3 separate regions of the Mus musculus genome follow, and regions 2 and 3 are each linked to region 1. A link is a loop called in an ENCODE intact Hi-C map of the cell type or tissue named here. Cell type or tissue: heart. All regions are shown on one strand. Links, peaks and the distances in the headings refer to the core of each region. The heading gives the core; the rest is flanking DNA.

Region 1 (5,731 bases), core at 1,573-4,072:
ACAGGGCTATCCAAATATTTCATTATGGAATGTAGGGGCTGCGGAGCACAGTGTTCTCAAGGAAATTGAGTAGCAAGGGTTGTCTGGACAGGAGATGTCCAAGGTCTCTGGGATCCCATGGCCTTCTGGGCTGGCCTAGCCCTCTTCAGTAGGATTACCTGACAGACATTGGCTATTCTAGGATCTGCTCACCTGTGTGCACTGAGGATACTGAAGCTGGTACTGTCTCTGCACTCGGGAGATGGTTGTGAGGGGCCATGTGGCTGCTGGGAATAGAACCTTGGTCCCTTGCAAGAGCAGCCTGTGTGCTTAACCGATGAGCCATCTCTCCAGGCCCAGCTGCTGTGCCTCCTAAGCCCACATGGGCCCTTTCTTGCTGGCTGGCCTTGCAGTTAGGTGTCAGGGGCGCTGTGTTTCCTGTCGGGCTGAGTAGCTCCCTCTCCTGAGAGCCTTATGGTTATGGCTGTCTGGGGGTCACCCTTTGTGCCACCTGTTGTGTATCCTTGGTCCCTCTGGCCCTATGTCCTCAGCAGGAGCAGAGGTACTGCTGTCCCTACCTCTGCTCAACTGCTTGCACACCTAGGGAACCTTGTCTCGGATCCCGTACACTGCTGGCATAAAGTTTGTCGTTTGCAAGAGCAATGCCAGGGTGGCGTGTCTCCCATGTTGTGCGTGGGTTGCTTGCGTTGGGTGAGGGGCTGACTTGAACTTTGACCTCGGTTCGGCGTACGTTATGTCATTAGGTATGATTCATTGGGCCTCTGTGGTCTTGACTCCCCTGCCACCCCCACCCCGTGTCTGCGGGAGCTGTCATTTCAACCTGTGTTGGAAGTTATTCAGTGGTTTGCAACCGCTGGCCATAACATGAAAGACTCAGAGCTGTGGCGGAGGCCCCTTGGACGTCTCCAGTGTACAGGAGCCGCTTAGGTGATGACCCAGGGAGGGCTCATCGTGGAGGCAGAAACACCTGGGGTTTCTTCACACTGGGGCTTCAGCACCAGCCAGCCCTGTGGTCTTAGGCATGTCACTTCCTCTCTGTACCTGGAGTGCCTTGACACAGGTACGGTGACAATAGGTAAAGCAGGCGCATCCCGTGGGAGAAGCCTGGTGCTACCCAGGCAGGAAGCTGCAGTAGCTGCAGGCTCCTGGCATCGTCTCAGCGATCACATTTGGGCCTCACGAAATTGGTACTGTCGTCCACGTGCCGTCTCTAGAAAAAGACTGTGCTGCCTAAATGAAGGTGTTGAGATGCAGTGTACACTGGAGAAAATAGCCTGTGGTGATCTTTCTGGAGTAGACTGCTGTGGTGGCAGGTTCCTGACTCATCCAGTGTGGGGTGTTTTTCCTGCCCACAGAACGCAGTGTCTTCATGGTGGCTCCAATCTGCCCTCAGCTTGTCTGAGCAGCCCGGGACTTCTGTTCACAGGTCCTCAGAGGACCAGCGCAGTCCTGGTTTGACAAGTCTTCTGAGCACACAGCTCCTGGGCCCCTCTGAGCGTGTGTCTGGTTATCAGCAGAAAACTGACGGGAAGCAGCTGAGGTTGGTGGGGATACTCGGAGCCCACGGTTCTTCCGGTCAGTCCAAGGAGGGTGCTGGAGGGTCCAGGAGTTCAGTGCTTGGTCTGGGACTTGTGACAGGGTCTCACATGCAATTCTGAATGACTTAGAACTTACGGTGTAGCCCAGGCTAGACTCAAACTCCCCGCAACCCTTCCCACAAGAACTGGGATTACAGGCATGTGCCTCCGTGTGATCCCAGTGGGATTTTAAGACAGTATCCCACTCTGTCGTACAAGCTAGCCTCAAATTCATGCTCATGGCTGGTACAGGTGTCACCACCATGCTGAGTGTGTGCTGGGACTTCTGAGGCAGATGTTTGCCCAGGGCAGGGTGGCCTCTACATCCGTCCTCTTCCCTCTGAAATGCCACCCCCAGCTAGGTGGCTTCTTCCTCTGCCGGCATCTTTATTGACTGCTCAGCAGTAGCCTTCTGGCTCGCTGGCCGCCTTTGGAACTCGAGGACCTACAGCTGCTACTGAAGCCCAGAGTATTGCATGTGGCTGCAAGAGTTCCCAGCCAAGCCCTGCACCCTTCTATCTACTCCACAGATCCCCTGGCCCTGTGGCTGCCTACACATGATAGGCGCTGACTAGTTGACCCCACAGGCATGCTTAAGATGTAGCCTCTGGCAAGTCCTGGGCTGGCTTGGCCCGCTGCCACCCTGGATTACATAAGAATTAGAACAGCCCCATGAAATTAGTGGTCAAGAAAGCCTTAGAGCCTGAGAGATAGCTCAGTTGGTAGAGTGCTTGCCTCGAGAAGCAAGGACAAACCAAGGACTCTGATTCCCAGAACCCAGTAAAACTAATCTGGACATGGTGGCACGTGTTTAATACCAACCTAGGAGTCACAGAAACAGGCAGATCCTAGGGCCCACTGGCCCCTGGTCTAACCTACATAGTAACCCCCAGGCCAGTCAGAGAACATGTCTCAAAAGCAAAGTGGACAGCACTTGAGGAAAAATAACTCTGAGACACGCAGAAAGAAGCCCTTAAAATGCTAAAGCGCTTGTGGAATTTTGCTTCTCTTTCTGTCCACTAGAGGGCGCAGTTCCACACCAGGCGCTCTTGTAACAGCCAGTACTACAAAGGGTAGAATCCATTTGTGTTTGAAGCCAAGACTTCTTTCATCAGAAAGCTATGCGGGAGGTGCAGCGGCAGGGTGGGGCACTTGCTTAGGAATCCGTCAGTTGGTCCCAGTTGTGCTCCGTCTCTAGGAAACGCTCACATCCTGGAGCAGCTGACCCCATTCTGGGCTTGTGCAGTTGGGGGCAAGGGCATGTTCTAATGTGCCTCTCCATGCAGACACTCCTCAGGATGCTGTTCTACTAATCTGTGGGTGGGTTCCCCCAGCTGCAAGGGTTCACATCAGTTCTCAACCTGTGTGTTGCAACCCTTTTGGCAAACCTGTGTCTCCAAAAATTATAATGATTCATAATAGCAAAATTACAGTTATGAGGTAGCAACAAAGGATCATTTTATGGATGGGGATCACACAGCGTAAGGAACTGTATTAAAGAGTCGCAGGTTGAGAACCGCTGGGTTTTAAGCATCCAAGACAAGAACAGCTCAACTTAATGCTGAAAAGTACAGATAAGACAGAGCCAGCGATGTTAGATCAATGGTTGCCATGCCCTTGAAAGCCAAGGTCGAATGGAAAGGAAAAGCCGGGTGTTCCAGAAGTGTGGTTCTCTGAACCTGGTTAACGCCTTTCTGGTGGATCAAACTCATTTAGTTGAGCTTTCTGATGGACCCCAGTGAAGTGTAATTGGGTGCTAACTGCTGGCCATATCCGGCTACAGAGCCCTCTGGGAACTTCCCATCCCTCAGGGAAAGCAGGAAATGCATCAGAGAAGGTGTGGGGAAGGAGAGCAGTCAGGCTCCTGTTGTTTTCCGTCCTAGGTAAGAGAGCCAGGAAATGCCAGAGACGTGACCTTTAGCAAAACCTAAGGTCAGAGAGTAAGTGGAGCCTCTTGCAGAGAGGAGGGCAGCGAGGCTTTGGGGTGCTGGGCAAGTCTCCTGGGGCCAACAGCCTGGACTGGCAAGCGGGAGGCTTTAGTTAGCTTCGTGCTTTCTTCTTTGGAGGGGATTGGGAAGCTCGCCTCTCCTGATGCAGCTTACATGAGAAGCCTTTCTTCTAACCCTGCTGCATGTGCCCACTGAGAGGACCCCCCCAGTCTTTACCTGAGGGACGGGAAAGTAGAACACACAGACAGGGAAAGACAGTCCACATAAAGCCCTTGACCATTCACTTTATCTAGAAGCCTACTGCGCATGTGTGCTCGAGACTCAGAGTGTGTGTGCGTGTGTGTGTGTGTGTGTGTGTGTGTGTGTGTGTGTGTGTGTGTGTGTATATCCATGCACGTGTGCGTTGTGCTAAGGTTTGCGTCTAGGGCAGATATTCTCCCACTGAGCTACACCACCCTCCCCCCTTAGTTTTACTGTTTATTTTGACACAGTCTTGATACATTGTAGCAGCTGGGCCTTTGGCTCCTCACTCTGAAATCTAGATTTACAGGTCTTGGATTTGTGACTGGCCTGCGAGGGCCTCCAGGTACACCTCCAAATCCAACTTGCCTGAGCGTGGTGCCCCAGTTCCCTTGCCTGTTCCTATCCCTGCCTCAGCTGCTTCCGGGTAGCAAGCCCTTAGGACTTGGCTTTTCAACAAAGATTGGATGCATTTGTTTCGTTTAAGTCGCTGTTTAAACTGCTAACAGGAAGACTACAGAAGAACAGTCCCTTATAATCTTTACAAGTAGAAGCCTGTCTGGATTCACATAGAACAACTATTTGTTCTGGGGTTTGTATCCAGATCAATTATGCCGCTACAGCAGAAAATGGCTCTGTCCGTGCCTGTGTGTAAGTCATTGGAAGGTCATTTGTCCCCAGACTGTCAGCTGGGAGAATTATGTAATGGTTACGCAATGCCAACAGGATGCAGCCGCCGCCATCAGTCACCTCCGGCAAAGCAGCTGAGTGAAAGGCAGACTCTGATTCTTCGTATCTCTCTTGGCGATAGGTTTGAACCAGGGCCTCGAGCATACTAAACAAGGCTCCACCCCAAGGCTCCACCCCCCAGCCCTGTGGATCCTCCTTTCTCAAATCTTGAACATAGGTTGGCTGTCTTCCCCCGCCCTTCCGATCCCCTCCCCAAGACAGGGTTTCTCTGTGTAGCCCTGGCTGTCCTGGAACTCACTCTTTAGACCAGGCTGGCCTCAAACTCAGAAATTCTCCTGCTTCTGCCTCCCAAGTGCTGGGATTAAAGGCATGCGCCACCACTGCCTGGCTGGTTGGCTGTCTTCTGACCCAACCTCCTGGTTGCCTAGTTACAGAACGCCCTTTCCATGAATGTCCGGTCTTTGCACCAGAATTCCTTCACCCTTTTGAAAGTTAGTTGGGGGAAAGAAGGCAAGTAATCTGAGAAGGTCAAACTGAAGTAAAACCTTCATTTCCAACATGACCTTTCTTCTTAGGTGTTCAGGTACCCCCTGTCTGTTTCCAAGAAAGATTGAAGGACCCATCTGACTTACCTTGTCCTTGCCAGCTGACATCCTCTCTGGCAGGCTTGGATGAAGCCCTTTCTGACCATCACCCTTTTCCAGGACTACCTCCTTAAGACTCCAGACTTTACCATGTGCTGAGCTGGCTTCAGGGTTAGACTGTTAAGCACATGAAAGATACCCACCACCTGTGATAGCAGCAGGCAGGGACCTGTGCTGTCCAGCATCCTCAGTCCCCTCGTTGTCCTTTTGGCTGCTTTGTCCCTTGGCCAGGCAGCCTTTGACCTCTTTGCTAAGCCTTCCTACACATCCTTCTGGCTGGAAACAGAACCTTATTCCAGGATAAGCACATTACGTGACCCGTCCCTCCCCATTTTTTTCTCAGAAGTGTAGAAGTCCACTGAGATAATTTAACAAATTTAATATGTGTTAAAATTCTGTGAGTGGAGCTGGAGATGGCTCAGTGGCTCAGAGCATTTACTACTCTTCTAGGGGACCTGGGTTAGGTTGCCAGTACACACACACTCCAACTCCAAGAGATCCAACACCCTCTTGTGTTTTCCACAGGCGCGCTCGAACACAACACACACACACACACACACACACAAATGCAAATGCAAAGTAAAAAAAAAAAACATTTTGGGGCTGGAGAGATGGTTCAGTGGTTAAGAAC
Region 2 (5,731 bases), core at 1,955-4,454, 64 kb after region 1:
CGGGAGGTGGTGGCGCACGCCTTTAGTCCCAGCACTTGGGAGGCAGAGACTGGCAGATTTCTGAGTTCGAGGCCAGCCTGGTCTACAAAAGTGAGTTCCAGGACAGCCAGAGCTATACAGAGAAACCCTGTCTCGAACCCCCCCCCACACACACACACAAAAAAAAACCCCAAAAACCAAAAAACAACATCTCTCCTCTGGGTGCTGGTCTGCTAGCCAGGGCACAGGCAAGTTGTGTCTCCATGGAGAGCATTACTGGGAACGGCTTCTCCCCGCCTGCAGGTTCACCCTGAGAATGAAGACTGGACCTGTTTCGAACAGTCTGCAAGTTTAGATATCAAATCCTTCTTTGGTTTTGAAAGTACAGTGGAAAAAATTGCCATGAAACATTATACAAGCAACATTAAAAAAGTGAGTGGCTTTCTTGGGATTTTATGGAAAAGGGAGGCGGGAGTCTGAGAGAATGACCACAGCTCGCGCCTTCTTTAGTCGTTTGTTTATTTGTGGAGACAGATTTCCACATTTACTTAAACTCATAATCCTTCTTCAGGCTCCCAAGCATTAGGGTTACAAGTGTGTGCCGTGTCACCCAGTGAGAACCATTGCCTGGGTGGGTAGGTGAGGCTGGGAATTGGATTCAGGGCCTTGTGCACGAAGCCAGCCTTCCACCGCAGAGCTTCCTCCACAACTCCCAAGTTCCCGTCTGGGTGATGTTGTGTGAACTGGGGAGTCTGGCTGCCGGGGGCCATGCTCACCCTAGCTGTCTTACCTTAAAGGGGAAGGAGATCATTGAATACTACCTACGGCAGCTGGAGGAGGAAGGCATCACCTTCGTGCCCCGCTGGACCCCACCCCCCGTGGGACCCTCAGAAACATGTTCATCAAGCAAGAATCAAGTCACATCTGCAGCTGTCCTTGTCCCAGATGCTGCTGCCGTCATGGAGGGGCTGAGTGGGGAAAACCTCAGTAGCCCAGGAACAGCGTCTGAGCCCGTGGTGGGAACCCCTGACGGTGAGCCTGGCCCCGCTGAGGGGAACCCACGGCTCTGCCCAGCCTTGTCTCCTCAGGCAGTCCATCTTGCACAGGAGAAAGTCTGTCCGCTTCAGGCCTTGCCCCTGACCCTCCCACTTAGAGAAGGCACACTCACTTTCCTCTTGTTTAAACAGTTATTTCTAATGTCCATGCCCTGGTTGGTGGCGGTCAGTGACTGACTGTAAGGCACTGTCCTTGTCCACAGCTTTCCTGTCACATGGCTCCTGTGCTTCCTGTGTGGCTCCTCTCAGTGCTCAGTGACAGGTTTTACCCCTTTAGTCTTGGCTGCTTCGTGCTGGAAGTACCTTCAGGTCATATTTGGGTCCACTGAGGCACAGAGCAGTTGAGAGACTTGTCAGTGGTCACACTCACAGCTAGTGAGTGGCTGGGCTAAGAGTACATTTACAGTGGCTGGGCCCAGAGCTGAGTGCAGAAAATCAGAAAAGAGACGTTATTGGAAGAGTGTCTTTCTCTTTCCTTCCGTCTGCTCAGCTTCGGGCAGTGCTGGGGAAAGGGCAGCGCTCTTGACCTCAGGCGGTTAAAGATACAGTGCTGGCTCTGCGGAGGAGCCCTGTCCTGATCAGCTCTGGGTTACAGGCGGAGGGCTGGAAAGAGGCTCGAAGCCTTCTGTGCTTATCTTGATCTCATCTTAAAGAGTCTTACTTACCTGTGCTTATCAGCGATGCCTCCCTAAACACTCAGGGTGGCTGCCAACGCCGCTGCCCCACTCCCAGCACACCCTGCCCACACCAGCCAGACAGAAGGGCTCCGGGTTCTCTGTGGTAAATAATGCTGTGCACATTAAATTCCAGATAAATTAGATGCCGACTACATCAAGAGATACTTGGGTGACCTGACTCCCCTCCAAGAGAGCTGCCTCATTCGACTGCGCCAGTGGCTCCAGGAGACACACAAGGGCAAGGTGAGTGTCACCTCTTCAGTTCCACCCCAGAATCACTCCCCAGTCTCCTGGGGAGCTGAGGACTGAGCAGGAACTAAGTGACCACTTCCGCTGTGCCTCCTCGTGTTCTGAAAGCTCTAGTGTGGCTGCTGTGACACAAAATCCTTAGGCAGGCTGAGGATGCCATCCATCCTCACAGAGCTGCCATTTGCTGCACTTCCCAGACAGAGGTCAAGCTTATCAACCACAAAGTGCCAAATCACAGCCCAGAGTCTGTTGGTACTGAGGAGCTGAAGGCTAGACATGTTGGCACATGTTTAACGTGTAGCCCTTAGCATGCAAAGAAACTAGCTTTGTTGTGACATTTTTATGCACACATATCATTAACTTTGAGTGTCTTTCCCGTCTCAGTGGGGCTTTGATTTTGACATTGCAGGAGATCCAGCTCCACGGGCGTGAGGTTTACAGGAAACAAGCTGTTTGGTGTGCCTGCCCAGCTATGGACATTGTCAGCTCCACACGGAGCTGGCCATCCGTGGGGCTGGCCTGGTCCATAGGGCTTGCTTGCCTAGGTTCACAGCACACAGTGCCTGCCAGCCGTTAGGGAAGCTGCCACAGAGGAGGAACGGCCGCCTGTGTGCCGGCTGTGTGTGAGCGGATGCTCTCCAGCACCTTCAGTCCTCTCAGCCCTGTGGAAGAATGAGTGCAGTGTGGGAAGCAACTCGGAGGGAGGGGTTAAGCCTGTAGCAGAGGCCTGGGGGCTGGTGCGGGCTAGATAAAGCAGGGCACTCCGCTCCAGCACCCACAGGCCCGTCGTGCCCCTTTCTCCCTTTGCTTTTTGAAAGCAATGTAGGTAACTGGTTTATTAGGGTGAGAACTAACTTTTCTTTATGTATTTAAATAGTTTTTGTTTTGTTTTTTTTTTAATTTATGCGTGTGTGTTTCCTACATGCATGCCATGTGCATGCAGTGTTTGCAGAGGCCAGAAGAGGGCATCATAGTCCCCGGGACTGGAGTTACAGATGGGTGTGAGCAGCCCTGTGAGAGCTGGGAATTGAACCTGGGTCTTCTGGAAGAGCAGCTGGTGCTCTGATGGCTGAGCAATCTCTTCAGCTCCCCCTTTCTTTTCTGGGAGAGTCTTACTCTAGCTGCAAACCTTCAAAAAAAACTTTTAATTATTTTATGTTTATGGGTATTTTGCTTACATTTATAACTACTGATCTGCATCTCAGCCCCAAATACTTGAAAACTTTTGATCCTTTTGTGTCAGCCACCCAAGTGTTGGGATGATGCGTGTGCACCCTCCTTCCTCACCCACACTCTCACTTCCGCATGACTTTGGTTCTTTTCCAATGGTTGATGCCAGCTCAGCAGTACTGCTTCACCTCAGACGGCCCGGAGGGGCCTGAGAGGCATGGCTCCCACTCACTTCCTGCTCTCCTGAAGCCCTCACTGCCCTCATTCCTGGGTGTGTGGCCCTGAGGGAGATACCTGGCCCAGAGCAGGTTGGGAACACAGCCCCAGCTCTGTTCTTCACTCGGGCAAGCTTCCTGTGGATTGACGGCAGTGGATCCTAGAGAATAGTCTGGTGTGTAGCACCACCATCGTGTCCACACCAGCATCTGAAGTGTACTGTGTGCCGAAAAACGAACTTGCTGCCAGGGTGTAGGACTGAGGCGGGAAGTTTAAGTCTGTTTGCAGCCAGGTGTGGTGGTGTCTGTCTGCCCTTAGTTAAGGCAGAGGCAGCAGGTCTACCTAGTGAGTTCTCTCCAGAGCTTCATAGTGACACCCTGTCTCCAAAATAGCCAAACACAGAGACCAGTTTGCCTGCCTCCTCCAGACCAGACTTGGCTGGGGTGAAAACAGAGCGGTCGGGATTGTTATCCCAGCACTCGTAGGTTTTAGCTTTGTGAACACCGTTCTCCACATTATTGTAGCTTTATTAAAATGACTCCTGGGGCGAGTTTTCTGGCAAGGGATGGACCCTGGGCCTCGTGCATGGGAAAGCGCTGGGGGAGGGGAGACTACAGCGCTGTGCCCCACAGTGCGCCAGCCTAGGAGCATGGCCTCTCAGCGACATGATCAGTGCAGCTCACTGTTGGCCGGGTTAGGTCAGGGTTTGACCTCTTGCCCAGCCACTCCAGGTCCCTTAAAGCCTTTGTTCTCCTAGATCCCAAAGGACGAGCATATCCTTCGGTTCCTGCGTGCCCGGGATTTTAATATTGACAAGGCCAGAGAGATCATGTGCCAGTCTCTAACCTGGCGGAAGCAGCACCAGGTGGATTACATCCTGGACACTTGGACTCCGCCCCAGGTCCTTCTGGACTACTACGCTGGGGGCTGGCATCACCATGACAAAGGTAGGTGAACCTGAGCATGCTCACAGCGCTGCACGCTGTCTGAAGCCCTGCAGTGACAGTGGGCGGGGCCTTCCCACCACGTGACTGGCTGTCGAGACCCTTGACTCCCATTCACACCCAAGACTGAGCAGCCAGGCATGGGACCGGGAACAAGTGCCTTGTCTTCTGTTTTAAGCCTTGTTGAGAAAACACTGAGTGTGTGCTAACACTGAGTGTGTGCTAAAGTGAGTGTGTAGTAAGATATTGACAGACCTGCTGTGTTAGCTCATTTCTCTAATCAGCATTTAGGAGACAGGTGGATCTTGAAGCCATTCTGGATAATAGAGCTAGAGTTATAGATGAGACTGTGTCAAACAGAAGATTGACAAGTGGGTTTTACTAACCGTCAGAAGAGCCAGTGTTTGGCTAATGTTTTTACTCCACCCCTTGAGCAGAGGGAGGGGGTTTCTGTAAGGTCAAGGTTGGCCTCATCTACCTAGCAAGTTGTAAGCCAGCCAGAACTCCACAGTGAGGTCCTGGGCTTCAGCGGGGAGTTCTGCAGGAGGCAGCCGAGAGTCCCAGGCACAGCAGATTGGTGTGCTGAGGAGGCTGATCTCGGTGCTACCTCTCCAGCCTGGCCAGGGTCCGGGGCCACTTCTGCAGGAGGTGCTCTGGGCCAAGAGCCTCTCTATTTGGGTGGGGTCATCACAGGCTCTACAGTGAGCCGGGCGGCAGCGCTGGCTGTGGGACTTGAGGGTTTCCAATGTACATCCTTGGGGAGGAAGGCTGGCTTTTTAAAGAGCTTGACAATAATTTTTAAATAATGTATGGGAAAATTGTTTTAGAATTAAACAACCAAAACTGTGTACTCATAGAAATGATGTCCCCTGTAGTGAGCACTGAGCTTAGCAGCACCCATGTTCAAACAGGCTGGGGAGCCAGACAGGCTGCACCCCACTTCAGTCCCCCTCGGCGTGGCCCGTCAACAGCTGGAGCCCCGGGGCCCGTGGCTTGCTGTCAGCTGATAGCTTTTGTATCTGTGAAGGTGCTGCCCTACCAGACCATCCTGACACAGAAGCCAGTCTTCCTCAGAGTAGGCCAGAACCCTATGTGTATCTCAAGCACAGGGGAGCGTCCAAACCCAAGGTGTCACAGTCAAGGGGTCTTCTGCACAGAGCTGCGTCCTTAGCCTCTTATGAGGGCTCTTAGAGATCTGTCCTGCCACTCACCACAGCTTCCTCCTTGCCTTCACTTGCAGATGGACGGCCGCTGTATGTGCTTAGGCTGGGCCAGATGGACACCAAAGGCTTGGTGCGAGCTCTCGGAGAGGAGGCCCTACTGCGATACGTACGTGCTCAGCTGGGAGTGCAAGGCTGGAGGCTGGCCTTGTTTTTGTTGCTAGCAGGACTAGGCACCACAGCGGGCTACTCAGACAAATGTACAGCTCTCCACACTTGGG
Region 3 (5,731 bases), core at 2,049-4,548, 54 kb after region 1:
CCCTGAAACTGAAGTTACAGATGGCTGTGAGCTGCCATGTCGTGCTGGGAACCAAACTCAGGTCCAACAAATGCTTTTCCTCATAGAGCCATCTCTCCAGCCTCTGGCAGGTAATTCTTGAAGAATATAAGTATTTCTGGATGTGAGGGCAGTCGGGCTATGATAAATGTCACCCCACTTGTAGCAGGGTTGATTGGTCCGATCTGTCCGGCAGCCTGGGTGCCCCCTCCTCCCTCACTGCTCCACGTTGAAGAGGACGATCGATCGTCCCAGAGTAGAGGAGGCCTCGTCTTCAGTCGAGGGCACAGACGCGCCGTGCTCCCCGGCTAGAGCCTCCTGACAAGCTCTCGAGAAGAGAAGCATATCAAGGTAAAATGTTCTAGGCGGCCTTGGGAAATCAAGACTTTAGCTGTTAGTTGGTCCTTTAGGTTCAGCTAGAAGCCGCAGAGGCAGTATGGACCAGACTCCTCCATACAGCCTCCAGAGCAGATGTAGTGCTGCCTGGCCCCCAGGACTCGGGTGGGTAGAAGGGCCAGTCTTGGTTGCATTGAGACTCTGCCTTTAAAAAAAAACAAAGCCAAGCATAGTGGCTTTGTCATTTTCGCACTTGGGAGGCTGAGGCAGGAAGATTGCTGGAAATTTGAGGCCAGCCTGGGTTACAGAGAGAAGCCCTGTCTTAGAACTGATTGTCAGTTTGTAGGTTGACCATGGGCATACAAGTAGGCTTTATTTTTAAGATCAGTTTTATGTTTAAAGAAAATTGAACAGCTAGACCCTGAGCTTTCGTGGAACCTCCTTCCTGCCTTGAGTTTTCCCCACTAGTGTCCTGTGTGAGAGGACTGGTGACTTTTAATCTGCTTGGAGTCCCACTTTCCTCGGGCGCTCTACTAATGTGCCTGTGGGCAAGTTTAACTAGATGGAAACTTGCTGATTTATTTATTTTTCCCCTCCACAATCCTTTACTTCTTCTCCTGTTGTAGACCAGGGTCAGGGGACCCCACTGCTATGTAGACTCCAGTGGGCTAGCCCAATGCTGCGTAGAGCTGGGGAGGGGGCTGCTACCTGTATGCAGACCCCCCCCCCCCCCGCATTGGCCAGAGTGCAGTTTCTCAGTAGAACACTGGTGGGCTGCCAAGCAGCCGATCCCGTCCTCCCTTTTCCTTCTTTCCTCCCTCCTTCCTTCTCTCTTTCTCTCTCTCCCTCCCTTCTTCCCTTCCCTCCCTCACCCTTTCTCTCTGTCTCTGTCTGTCTGTCTGTCTCTCTCTCTGTCTTTCTCTCTCTCTTTTTTTTTTTTTTTGTTTTTTTTGTTTTTTGTCTTTTGATGATTTCCCCCAGACAGGATCTTACTGTGTAGTCCGGGCTAGCCCAGAATTCTCTACATAGACTAGACAGACTGGCCTTGAACATGCACTGGCCTCTTGCCTTTTGGTCTCCCAAGTACTGGGATTAAAAGTGGCCACCTTTAATCTATGCCACTAAGCCTGGCCAGAGGAAGGTTATTCTATGGCCTTCTGTCAGAAACACACAGGCCCAGCGAAGAATGAGCTGTGATCTAAAGCAGTTTTCATGGAGCTGCCAATGTCAATGTCTAGGCTTGGGTATCCATAGACCTTCACCCTGCCCCGTGGTACAAGGGATCAAACCCAGGCCTTGTTCTTGTAGGCAAGTGTTCCACCACTGAGCTACCCTGCAGCCTATGCTTTTGAGTGGCAACAATACACCAGGGTACCTGAAACATTTGTGGTCCTTCCTAGGAAACTGAGTTTGATGCAGAAATCTGAAAGCCTTCTCTGGAATTGGCCTGGGCTGTCAATGTTTCTTCTCCAGTGACTCTAGCTGCCCTCTGTAGGCCTCTCCACAGATATTTCCACAGGGCTGGCTCTTTCTCAGTAAAGGCTGCAGCCAGCCTTGCCCCAAGTGTGTGCTGTAGCTTATAGCTGAATCTGTTACATTATTGTTAAGTAGGTCACTAAGCTTACCTAAGTCCCTGATACTCCTGAGTCCTCCTGTTACATCCTCCAGCATCATTAGCTTAGGGCCTGTGTGTCACAGGGGTGTGCATGTGTGTCCGTGAGTGTGTGTGTACCCGTGGAGGTTAGAGGACAATTCTCAGGGAGTTGGTGTTCCTGGTACCTTGTGGAATTTGGGATCAAACTCAGGACATCAGGCCTGTATAACAGTGCCTCTACCTCTAGCTGTTTTTAAAATCCAATAGTCTTTTATTGAAATTATTTTCTTGTTGACTCTTAGCCAGCTGGGCACTCCACTACACCACTGTTGATGTCATCTATGATGTCATGAGGGTGGTGGCCATCCGAATCGCAGCCCACAGACTGTGCAGTACCCAGGATCTGCTGGACAATGATGACAGTCTCATCAAAAGTGATGTTTCCACAGTGTTTAATGTTCTTCTGCTTGTTTCTGTCTCTCGGTGGCTTCTTGAGGGCTTTGGTGACCAGGGCAGAGGCAGAGGACACCACCTCGATCTGGGCCTGTCTGTTCTGGATGGTCCGTTTCACTGTAACCCTGAGACCTTTCCAGTCACCGCTGGCCTTGGCAATGTCATCACCAACTTTTTTTTGGAGCTAGACCCAGACAATGATTTGGGAGGCCAAGGCGAGTGTGGGCGCTGACCTCGCCTCCAGTGCACCTCAGATACATGACTTTGATCTCGGGGTCGAACTTGCATGGCATGGTGGAGGCGGTTGGTGTCGGATGAACCGGGATTCGGGAAGACTGAAGAAGAAGTTGCATCGTTGCCTCCTCTTTTGCAGACCCTGGTTTGTTTTCTGAGGCTGGGTTGGCCTTGAGTAGTGGGAGGGGCGGATAGCTGCGTTCCAGCACCCTGCCTCTGGGCTGCCTCTGAGCTGCATTTCCACAGGCGGTGGTCAGTCAGTCGTGGCGCTAGGACTTGGTGAGTCTGCCTACTGACCGTGTTGAAGGATCGTTTCTTCGTTGTGATATTGAGCCGTTATGGTTTAGTTTATGTGCTCACTGACTTTTTTCCAGGAGAAACCTATGCCTGAGAGTCACTTTTTTGGTCATATTTAGTGTTCCAGAACATCTCACTTTTCTAGAAAACAGCTGGCTTGGTTTGTTAGCAGAATTGGGTGTGAACACAGCTCAGTTTGGAAGGGGTTGTTCTTTAAACAGAATTTCTTTTAAATAAGTTTTCCTGGCACCCTGCGGTACTCCGCTCATTAATTCAAAGTCAGTCCGCCTTCACTAATACGGTTTTCTTCAGCACAGCGCTCGCTGTTAACATGTCAGCAGCACATCCAGAAGTTGGTTAAAGCTGAACGCTCTGTTGCCGCCCCCTAACTGCAGGCTCGGAGCCCTGGGAAGGGGAAGAGTGGGTGTGGACGCGGTGGGAGGAAGAGTTATCCAGGAGGCAGCTTCCTTCTGGGGGAGGCAAGTTAATAAGGCCCTAGTGTTGTTTTTATTATTCAGACAAGTGCTGCTTTAAACACAGTGCAAGTGATCACAATAGCTTTCTCTTTCCACAGCCAGCCCCCCCCCCCCCAAAGGGAGCGTCTCTTGCTGAAGAACTGATGTGTGCGAGCTGTGCTCTGTTCAGCCCCTTGACTCATTTGCTGAATGCTGAGTGTGCTCCAGACTCAGGCTAGGGAGGCTTTGTGGGGTGGCTGCTGCCCCTCTGGGTCTCCTGTCAGAGCAGAGCCCATGAGGCTCTTGGCCTTGTACAGAGCCTTGAAAGCAGAAGGCTTCCTGCTGCTAGACTTGGTGTGCATGGGCTCCATGCCACTCCAGCCTATGGACCCTGCGAGAGAGAGGTACCACTCAGCAGTCCTACCCTGGGGCGGGGCTCCAACAGACACCCGGGTGGGGTTTCATGTGTAAAATGTAGCAGTGTTGCATTTAACCAGCCACAGGAAAGACAGTACATCCTGTGTTAGTGTCCGTCCCTCCCTCCCTTCCTTCTTTCCCTCTTTCCCTCCCTCCCTCCTTCACAAAAGGAAGAAAGAAAAAAAAAAAAAAAGACCCATAGCTGTATCTATATGAGTGCATGTACAGCCATTGAGGGATGCCCTAGCCCTGGGTTCTGGGTTGGTTTGTTGTTGGTTTTTTTTTTTTTCCTCCTTTTTAAATTTGAGATGCAACTGAACCGAGGGCCTCGTGCACACTATGAAGGTGCTTTCCTCTAAGGCTTAGCCCCAACCTGCCCCTTCAGCCCTGTTTTACTTTTTGTTGTTCAGGCTGCTCTTGGACTTGTGATCTCCTGCTTCTGCCCCTGAGCCCCTGGCATTGCCTCCTAGGCAGGCTCCTGGCTTCCTGTTCGTATCAGTGTGTTTATATTCTGGCTCAGGGTAATACAGCCGGGGCTACACAGAGAAACCCTGTATGGAAAAAGTGAGAGAGGAGGAGGAGGAGGAAGAAGAAGTTTCCCCGAATAAAGCTCTTTCTTTTCCTTTGAATATTTTCTCCAATTTTTTTGTTATTGACTCTCCCAACTTTTTGTTTTGGGAAATTTCCACTTGTAAAATGTTGCTAGAGAAGAACAGCACACACCATGGCAGTTCTCCACACTTGTGTGGCAGGAACGTTGGAGGACAAGTTCTGCCTGTGCTGTGAGACTTTAGCTACAAGGATGGGGTTTCTGAGAGGCCGTCCGGTCTCCTGACTACTGAGGTTGATCCCTGCCCGGCCTTGGAAGTACGGTAGTGATGCTATTGATAACATGTGGGCTGCTGCCTCCGTGTCCCCGGGCTCGGGGCGGGGCTGCCCATTGGTGTTCCAGGGTGAGGTGGAAGCAGCACTTTGCCCCGCACCCCTGTAGACTGCAGTGTTTTCAGCCACGTCTGTTTCTGTTGCGGCCTTGACACTTTGTTTCATTTTATAAGTGTCGTGTTGTTTGTCTTGGTGTTTCACCTGCAAATATGTCTGTGTACCACGTGCTGGGGTCTCCTGGAACTGCAGTTACAGATGGTTGTGAGCTGCTACGTGGGTGCTGGGGACCAAACCTAGGTCCTCAGCAAGAGCAGCTGGTGCTCGTAACCTCTGAGCTCTCCGCCCATGGTTTATTATTTATTTATTGGTGGTGGGGTGGGGTTGTTTTGGTTTTGCAAGACAGGGTTTCTCTGTGTAGCTCTCTGGCTGTCCTGTAACTCACTCCATACTCCAGGCTGGCCTCAAACTCACAGAGATCTACCTGCCCCCACTGCCGCCGCTCCCACCCCCCTCCAATGCTGGGATCAGAAGCATGGACCACACTACCCAGCCCTGATCTTTTTCCTTTAAGATTTATTTATTTATTTATTTATTTATTTATTTATTTACTTACTATATGTGTGTACACTGTAGCTGTCTTCAGACACTCCAGAAGAGGGCATCAGATTTTTTAACAATTTTAACTTTAGAATTTTATAGGATGGGGCTGGTGAGATGGCTCAGTGGGTAAGAGCACCCGACTGCTCTTCTGAAGGTCTGGAGTTCAAATCCCAGCAACCACATGGTGGCTCACAACCATCTGTAACAAGATCTGATGCCCTCTTCTGGAGTGTCTGAAGACAGCTACAGTGTACTTACATATAATAAATAAATAAATCTTTAAAAAAAAAAAAAAAAAAGAATTTTATAGGATTAGGAATTTTCTGAATTTCTTCTCATGAGTAGTGGAGATTGAACCTGGGTTCTGCACACCACTCTGGGGTCCTGCTGTTGCTTCCCGGCCCTCCATTGGATAGAGCTAGGGGAAGTGACAGGTTTTCATGAG

What was found. A loop is a pair of places that touch in the nucleus more often than their neighbours do. Peaks named below come from ENCODE experiments on the same cell type or tissue, not always from the same donor. Only the 100,000 strongest peaks of a DNase experiment are listed, where the experiment ranks them.
Region 2: a loop joins it to region 1, with 4 times the contacts of the local background. A loop is called at or near these places in 7 of 42 quality-filtered maps.
Region 3: it touches region 1 in a loop (3-fold over the local background); 9 of 42 quality-filtered maps call a loop at or near these places.

What each region holds. Positions count from the first base shown.
Region 1 is chr11:117,079,175-117,084,905 of GRCm38, forward strand. No RefSeq gene overlaps it. Among named protein-coding and RNA genes, the nearest start is that of Mir6516, 4.7 kb to the left of the region's middle. In heart, for the core only: a CTCF peak has its summit at 2,589 (motif pointing right); DNase peaks (open chromatin) are centred at 2,177, 2,757 and 3,417; H3K4me3 peaks cover 846 bases; H3K27ac peaks cover 2,411 bases.
Region 2 is chr11:117,143,005-117,148,735 of GRCm38, forward strand. It overlaps Sec14l1 (SEC14-like lipid binding 1), which reads left to right. Exons shown (of 16, transcript NM_001166506.2): 5 at 283-411; 6 at 777-1,011; 7 at 1,845-1,954; 8 at 4,104-4,293; 9 at 5,531-5,619. Among named protein-coding and RNA genes, the nearest start is that of Sec14l1, 31 kb to the left of the region's middle. In heart, for the core only: a CTCF peak has its summit at 2,916 (motif pointing right); a DNase peak (open chromatin) is centred at 3,307.
Region 3 is chr11:117,132,352-117,138,082 of GRCm38, forward strand. All of the region lies in intron 2 of Sec14l1 (SEC14-like lipid binding 1), which reads left to right. It also overlaps the pseudogene Gm51931. Among named protein-coding and RNA genes, the nearest start is that of Sec14l1, 20 kb to the left of the region's middle. In heart, for the core only: a CTCF peak has its summit at 3,321; DNase peaks (open chromatin) are centred at 2,680, 3,340 and 3,690; H3K27ac peaks cover 1,400 bases.